2 separate regions of the Homo sapiens genome follow, and region 1 is linked to region 2. Evidence: chromatin contacts called from ENCODE Hi-C data. All regions are on one chromosome and are shown on one strand. The core of a region is the stretch at or near the end of the contact, and the rest is flanking DNA. Distances in the headings are between cores, read along the strand shown. Region 1 holds the start of MTMR14 (myotubularin related protein 14). Region 2 holds the start of ITPR1 (inositol 1,4,5-trisphosphate receptor type 1).

Region 1 (4,020 bases), core at 16-2,515, 5.2 Mb after region 2:
TAAACAGGATAGATAAGCAGATGTTGATTATTGTTCAAAACCAGTTAATGGGTACATGAGGGTTCATTATACTATTGTCTCCACTTTTGCGAATGTCTGAAATATTCTAATAATAATAATAATGAGAGGCTTCTCATCACAGAATTTCAAGGCAGTCGCTTCACCTCCCTGACTCCCAGTTTCTACCTCAATAAAATAGGGCTGATGATATAATGCACTGTACTCACAGGGATGTTGTGAGCAGCAGGGGGAGAAAGGGTTTTATGAAATGTTGTGTTTTTGTTTTTGTTTTAGAGACGGAGTCTCATTCTGTCACCCAGGCTGGAGTGCAGTGGCGCGATCTCGGCTCACTCTCCGCCTCCCGGGTTCAAGCAATTCTCCTGCCTCAGCCTCCCGAGTAGCTGGGATTACAGGCACCTGCCACCACGCGCGGCTAATTTTTGTATTTTTAGTAGAGACGGGGTTTCACTGCGTTGATCAGGCTGGTCTCGAATGCCTCACTTCATAATCCGCCTGCCTCGGCCTACCAAAGTGCTGGGATTACAGGCGTGAGACACCGCGGCCGGCTGAAATGTTTTAATATTGGTAACCACTGCCATTATGGTTTCTAGTACTAATTTGTTGCCTCCAAGCGTTCTCTCCTCCTCGCCCTGTAATTTTTTTTTTTTCTTAAGACAGAGTATTGCTCTGTCACCCAGGCTGGAGTGTAGTGGTTCGATTTCGGCTCATTGCAACCTCAGCCTCATGGGTTCAAGCGATTCTCCTGCCTCAGCCTCCCAAGTAGTTGGGATTACAGGTGGGTGTCACCATGCCCGGCTAATTTTTTTATTTTTAGTAGAGATGCGGTTTCACCATTTTGGCAGCCTGGTCTCGAACTCTTGGCCTCAAGTGATCCGCCCGCCTCGGCCCCCCAAAGTGCTGGGATGACAGGTGTGAGCCACCACGCTCGGCTTCCCTGTAATTGTTGATTCCACTTTTCCTCTGGTTCTTTTCAATGGTTCCTTCCTGCTACCCCCCTCCCCCGGCAGCCCAATGGTTGAGCCCGGCTTCCCCGGGGGAAACCCCTTGGGGCGGATCACGCGGTATCAGCCAGTGGCCTCCCTGGTGGATAGAAGGATCGCTCTGCGCCGGGGGCGGGCCAGTAATCGTAGGCGGGGCGCGGGTCCAGAGCTCCGATTGGCCAGAGTCGGAGTAAACATCCGGCGGGACGGGGCGGGGCCGGAAGTGGAAGTGGAAGTAGAAGGCGGTGGCTGAGGCGGTTCCGGAGGTTCTAGTGTCGGAGTTGGGTGCAGGCAGGTGCCATGGGCCCGCTTGAGGCACACTGAGGGGACGCGGGGCTGGGCCATGGCCGGCGCTCGGGCCGCCGCCGCCGCTGCCTCGGCGGGGTCCTCGGCCTCTTCAGGCAACCAGCCGCCTCAGGAGCTGGGGCTTGGGGAGCTGCTGGAGGAGTTCTCCCGGACTCAGTACCGGGCCAAGGATGGCAGCGGGACCGGCGGCTCTAAGGTGAGATTGGAGGTGCGATGAGCTGGGGAAGGCTCCTAACTTGGGAAGTTACAGAGGAAAGGCTGAGGCCAGGGGTCAGAAAAAGGTAGGAGTGGTACCTCGCCGCTGAGGAAGAGGAGAGAGAGAGAGGAGTTCTCCAGGGTCTGTATCCGGAGTATAAGAGTCGGTCTTGACAACCATAAAAGGAGGAACTGGGGTCAGAATGAGCCCAGCAAAGAGGTCCTTCTTGTTTGAGAAGGGGTCTGGAGGTGAGAGATCAAGCTGAGGGGCCAGGTTCAAAGATCAGAGAGGAGGACCTAAGGAAGGTCTATTCCCTGCTTCAGGTGCCGTAGGATGAGTTGTGTCAGGGAAAAAGCCCCAAGAAAAAGCTAAGAAAAATAGGGAGACGATTCCTCGGGGTCAGAGGTCAGAATGGAGCCAGGAGGTGAACCCAGTGTGCTGCCCCCTTATAAGGTCTCAGCATGACTTAGGCCCATCCCTTTCCTTCCCCTATAGAGCAGGAAGACAACCCACACTCCCTTTCAGTTCCTTTATCTAAAGCAGGTCTCCGTTCCTCTTTTTGCTCCCTTTGGGATTTCCACCCAGTCGTCTTATCGCCAGACCTGGAGGGCTTCCTGTCAGCTCAGGCCATCCCCACCCTAAGCACTGGCTGGCAGTGCGGTGGGAATCTTGCCGACCCTGCCATCTCATTCCCCCACGTGGTTTTGGCAGCTTTAGCACCAAGTTTTCCAGTGGAATTCTGTTCCATCCTGCACCACAGAACTCTGATTTGACCTCAGAGATTACCGTGAGTTGCTATTCTGTAGTTGGCATCTTGTAGTCTCTGAAGTAACCCAGGGAAGACTTCAGTAAGGATTGGACTTCCTCACTCTCCAAATGGCCAAGTAATTTTTCCAAGTATAGTCTGGGGACCACCTGTTTAATGATCATCTGGGGTACTTTTAAAATTTGTGCTTATGGGATACTTTGTGAAAACAGAGATTCCTTAGTCCCACCCAGTCCTACCAAGTCAGAATTTCTGGGGGTGGGATCCTGGAATTTGCTTTTTTTTTTTTTTTCTTTTGAGAAGGAGTCTCGCTTTGTCGCCTAGGCTGGAGTGCAGTGGCGCAATCTCAGCTTACTGCATCCTCCGCCTCCCCAGTTCAAGCAATTCTCCCTGCCTCAACTTCCCAAGTAGCTGGGATTACAGGACCCCACCACCACGCCCAGCTAATTATTGTAGTTTTTAGTAGAGATGGAGTTTCCCCAGGTTGGCCAGGCTGGTCTTGAACTCCTGAGCTCAGGTGATCCGCCTACCTCAGCCTCCCAAAGTGCTGGGATACAGGCGTGAGCCACCGCGCCTGGCTTTTTTGTTTGTTTGTTTTTGTTTTTTGTGTTGAGACAGGGTCTCGCTCTGCTGCCCAGGCTGGATTGCAGTGGTGCAACCATGACTTACTGCAGCCTCGAAATCCTGGGTTTGAGCGATCCTCCCACTTAAGCCTGCCAAGCACCTGGGACCACAGGTACACACCACCATGCCTGGCTAATTTTTCTTTATTTTCCTAGAGACATGGTCTCGCTATATTGCCCTGGCTGGTCTCAAACTCCTAAGCTCAAGCAATCCTCCCACCTCAGCCCCCCAAAATGCTGGGATTACAGGCGTGAGCCGCCACACCTGGCCAGTAAGGGTCTTTTGAGTGGCTGTAGGTCATTGGTTTTTCTGGACCCCTCTTCCAACTTACATGACCCTGAAGATTAGGGTTAGCATAAGTTACACCTCATATTGGCTGCGGCTGGCCTTAATTATCTCTCCAGGCCTTCTGATCTCCTGCAAACTTAGATGTATATATATTTATATGTATTTATAACAATTCAGGCAGAACAGGGAGTTAGATCTGTAACTGAACAATCGATTGAGATAACTCACTACCTTTGGACTAACTTCTTGCAAACTTTTTTTTTCAGAAGGAGTCTCCCTCTGTCACCCAGGCTGGAGTGCAGTGGTGCGATCTTGGCTCGCTGCAACTTCCACCTCCTGGATTCAAGCGATCCTCCTGCTTCAGCCTCCCTAGTAGCTGGGACTACAGGCATGCACCATCATGCCTGGCTAATTTTTTTTTTTTTTTTTGAGATGGCGTCTCACTCTGTCGCCCAGGCTGGAATGCAATGGCGTGATCTCGGCTCACTGCAACCTCCGCCTCCTGGGTTCAAGCGATTCTCCTGCTTCAGCCTCCCCAGTAGGTGGGAGTACAGGCGCCCGCCACCATGCCCAGCTAATTTTTATATTTTTAATAGAGATGGGGTTTCACCATGTTGGCCAGGATTATCTCAATCTCTTGAACTCGTGATCTGCCCGCCTTGGCCTCCCAAACTGCTGGGATTACAGGCATGAGCCACTGCACCCAGCCTAATTTTTGTATTTTTAGTAGAGAAAGGGTTTCACCTGTTGGCCAGGCTGGTCTCAAGCTCCTGATCAGAAGTGATCTGCCCTCCTCGGTGCCTCCCAAAGTGCTGGGATTATAGGCGTGAGCCACCATG
Region 2 (3,820 bases), core at 117-2,616:
AGTCTGGAACGGGAGTCCAGGCTGTACCACTTAACTCGAGGGGTCATTTGGGAAGTTACCTGATTTCTCTGAGCCCTGGATTGTGCACCTGCCAAATAGATATAATAAATATACCTACAGTTGGTAAAACTCAATAGCATGACGCATGAAAACTGCATGTGGTCTGGGCTCAATAAAATCAGCCTCCCCATTGATTATTATCATTATTATTACTATTGTTATAACAGATCTTTAGGCGGCGTCAGGAAGTGCCTGTCTGGGATGCTATAATGCGTTTGGCTCACCACTATGCCCCAGCGCCTGGCACCTAGTAAACACTCAGGAAACGTTTGAGGAATGAATATACGTCATTTGAGGCAAGACAGGGCAGTCGGCTGACTGCCTCCGGGCTTAGCTCTTCCCCTCCTTGCAAAAGCCGGAGCCCTAAGCAGCGTGTAGCCCGGGAGCCCAGGCATTACTTGGCAGCGGGTGAAACCCACCTTGCCCCATTCGGAGCTCTTGGAGAGCGCCCCGCCTGGATGCGCATCTCTGTGTGAGCGGCTCTTTCCTAAGCCCTTATTTTTCTGGTTTGCGGTTTATTTACTTAAGCATTTACAGCTCCCAGGAGCAGAGGGGCTGCTAGAGGTACGGTCAGGACTGAGGTCGCGGTTTGTATTTATTTTCTGCCTCCCAATCTCAGAGCCGGCAAGTCACAACACGGCTCCTTTATTTGTGCACCGGAGAGGTCTGCCTTTCTTTACCTCCTCACGGGCGATAAAAGACAAGCAACTCGGGCTCAGAAAAGTGCTCTCACGCGACTTGCCTGTGTCTCCGCTTGCGTGGACCGTCGCTCCCAGGCTTGGTTTCTCGTGCAAACCCGAGCAGGGCGGAGCAGATTAAATAAAGACACCTCGCGCCTTTAATCCTTGACCGCAAACACTGGCGTTTTTGTGCCCCGGATTTCTGAAATTCTTGGCTCGGGGAACCAAGGCAGGGGGAGGGTGGGCTTGTAAAAACTTCCCAAAGCAGAAATCCGAGCTCCTAGCCCCTCCCCGGCCCCAGTGACACCTGGATTCCAGGGAAGGGGGGCAGCCGGAGGAGAGGCGTCCCCAAGGGTTGCGGGCGCTTCCCAGGGGTGACTTTGAACGGCTGGCTCCAAGCCCTACCGACCCCAGCCAAGGAACAGGCTCAGCAGCCTGAAAGCCTCGCAGGACGCCCCTCCCCTGTCCCCGCACGCGTCTATTTAGGGCCCAGCCCGGGCGCCCAGGGGATTCTGGGACTTGTAGTCCCTCCCCGCAGCCTCAGGCGCCGCCACGACCCGCTACTTGGACTACATTGCCCAGGGAGCTTCCCGGCCTATATAAGCCACCCGGAGCCGCTTTAAAGTGCAGTAACCATGTGGATGTGCTGCTGAAGCGTTTCCTCAAGCTCGCTGGGGTGGGAGGAGAGGAGGAGGAGGAGGTGGTGGTGGAGGAGGAGGCAGGGGGTGGAGAGAGAGAAAGCGCACGCCGAGAGGAGGTGTGGGTGTTCCGCTTCCATCCTAACGGAACGAGCTCCCTCTTCGCGGACATGGGATTACCCAGCGGCTGCTAACCCCTCTCCTCGCCCTGCTCCCCCAAACCGGCGTGGCTCCCCGGGCACCAAGGTAGCGGCTGGGGCCGGGCAGAGGGCGCGGGGAGTTGGCACTGGCTCCCCGGGCGCAGAAGTTTTTGCCCCGCTCTCGGGGAGATCTTGATGGATGTGCATGCACTTGGCATGCATTTGGGGGTTCCTTTACTGCGGGCAGTTGTTTTGGGGGGAGCTCATTTGAAGCTTAAAAAACAAATATCCTCTACTCTAGTGCGTGGCTTTGGGGGCTCCCCATTCTGGTCTGATGTGGCATTCCCCCAAGTTGGAAACTGTTGCTGCAGCTGCAGGAAATAGTTCTTTTTTTTTTTTTTTTTTTGAAGAGAGGTTGTGGGGGTGTCATATGTGAGTCTGCTCAAGGAAATAATCTTTCTAAAAATGTATCCCTCTCTTGCGCTCCGTGGTTGGGAGAATAATGCATGTGTAGGGGCCCCCCGTGGGGAGGGTTTTTAAAAACGGAAGAAAACCGGAGAAGCGGTGAGGGATGAAGTGTGGACGAAGCTCATGTCCAATGAGGATGCGGGCTTCGGATACTTGGCCTTCTCGCCGGGAAACAAGTGCTTTGGGATCTGCCAAACACTTCCCTTAGTTCCAGCCTCCCGCACGTTCGAAGTTTGTGCGTGCCTAGTCTCAATTGTCAGTTACATCCTGGAAATAAGTAAGCGTAGTTACCTGGAATCTTCGCCCAAGCGATCCCACCAACCTGCCTACCAAGTTTGGGGGCGGGGGGGCTGTCCCCAGTGAAGGAGGCTAAAGAAGGTGGAAACTTGTAATTTGGAGCATTTCTGTTAGAGCTCATCTTCCGCGGTCTGGTACTCAGTCTTCTTTCTTTCTAAATATTTAGGAGCTGACTACAGAGGAGCAGGATTTGCACCCCTCGCTGGGCTTGCTTTGGCAACAGAGTGCCTGACCCAGGTCAGGTGAGTGTGGAAGCCTGAGTGCTGTAGTCAATAATGAGTTTTTGTCCTAAGCCTATTTTAAGTTCTATCTAAACCGCCAAGGAGGTGGGGAGTAAGAAAGAAAAAGAAACTCCGTGGCTCAGTCTTCAAAATTTGCCTCTGCCTTTGGTGAGGGCTTTTGGGAGCAGAGGTCCAGTGGACAGTCCGTTTCTTGGAAGTAGCTGAGAATTGAAGGAGCCTGAAAGTTTATGAGAGAGGAGGGGAAAAGGCCATTAAATGGAGCAATAAAACGGCGGCCCATTGCCGGTCTGAAAAGCATGCTGATGATTTAAATTCTGAAGGATACAGTGCATTTCATATGCCAAAATGTGTAAGCAGTATTAACTGCCTCTCTCCTTCAAGAAATAGTCACTCTTTTCTAATTTTGAACGTGTGCTTAATCAGAGTAGGTTGGATTGCAAGAAATGAAAGTGGTTGCTGCAAGTTGAAAGAATTAGAACTTTAAAAAGGGAAGTGAGTTATTGAAGCTTAAGGTGGTAGCATCCAGCCCTTGACTCAAGCCACCTGAGTGTCAAGGAATCTGGCAGGTCCCTGTTGTTTTGGGGCCCGTGGTGGAATATGAGCTGAGAGCAGCATTTATCTGTAAACACAACAGTTCCTATTTTTTCCCCAAAATGGTCAGACTGCATTTGAAGAGTGGGAGGTTTCAACGGGTGCACGTACATCACTATTGCTGCAGATTTGGCTATCAGGAGTTTTTTCTCCTGAAATGTTCAGGAACATGGTAAATAACAGGGTAACAGAGGTAGGTGGGGGTGGGTGGCTGGGTCTTAATAACTTTTTTAACATTCTAAATATTTAGCTGTTCCCTGGGCTACAATCTTTGGGCTTTTCTAATGAGAAAATAAAAGTCAGACACTTCATTATAGTGGTATAGTGCTTTTGTTTCCTGTTGATAAGATCCTCAGGAGTACTGGCGGAGTGAGAAGCATTTGGATGTGAGAACTCTAGTTTCTTCTTGGAGTTCTGTTGACTCACATGGCTGTGTGGGTGCTCATAGAGCCAAGGATTAGGCCCAGTTCCCCTTTTCAGAATTAGCTGTACAGCAAGGAAAAACTGGTCCACAGACTCTTTTCTAACTGGTTGCTAAAAATAATAAGATGGACACATTAAGTACTTGTAAGCCAGGTCCAGAGCCATGTATCTCAGAAACCCTGTGCGTCAGATGCAGGTGAAGAAACTGAGGTGCAGAGAGTGAAATCACTTGCCCAGTAGCTAGTACAAAGTAGGAGCAGGGTGTAACCTCAGGCGGTGAG

The links. Hi-C counts contacts between places; a loop is a spot of excess contacts on that map. Pooled maps may share reads with other maps.
Region 1: a loop to region 2 is called in a map of naive thymus-derived CD4-positive, alpha-beta T cell, with 17 times the contacts of the local background. The contact joins the promoter of MTMR14 here to the promoter of ITPR1 in region 2. A Hi-C loop is called at or near these places in 1 of 168 maps with a recorded cell type or tissue (naive thymus-derived CD4-positive, alpha-beta T cell), 1 of 37 single-sample maps with no recorded cell type and 6 of 50 pooled maps.

Annotation. Positions count from the first base shown.
Region 1 is chr3:9,648,240-9,652,259 of GRCh38, forward strand. It overlaps MTMR14 (myotubularin related protein 14), which reads left to right and starts at 1,266. Exons shown (of 19, transcript NM_001077525.3): 1 at 1,266-1,503. The coding sequence starts at 1,345. RefSeq lists enhancers at 861-1,090, 898-1,793, 1,080-1,249 and silencers at 1,121-1,230, 1,331-1,430.
Region 2 is chr3:4,491,982-4,495,801 of GRCh38, forward strand. ITPR1 (inositol 1,4,5-trisphosphate receptor type 1) reads left to right here and starts at 1,367. Exons shown (of 62, transcript NM_001378452.1): 1 at 1,367-1,624; 2 at 2,450-2,525. ITPR1-DT (ITPR1 divergent transcript) reads right to left here and starts at 1,182. Exons shown (of 2, transcript NR_108075.1): 1 at 803-1,182. RefSeq lists silencers at 1,436-1,705, 3,004-3,298.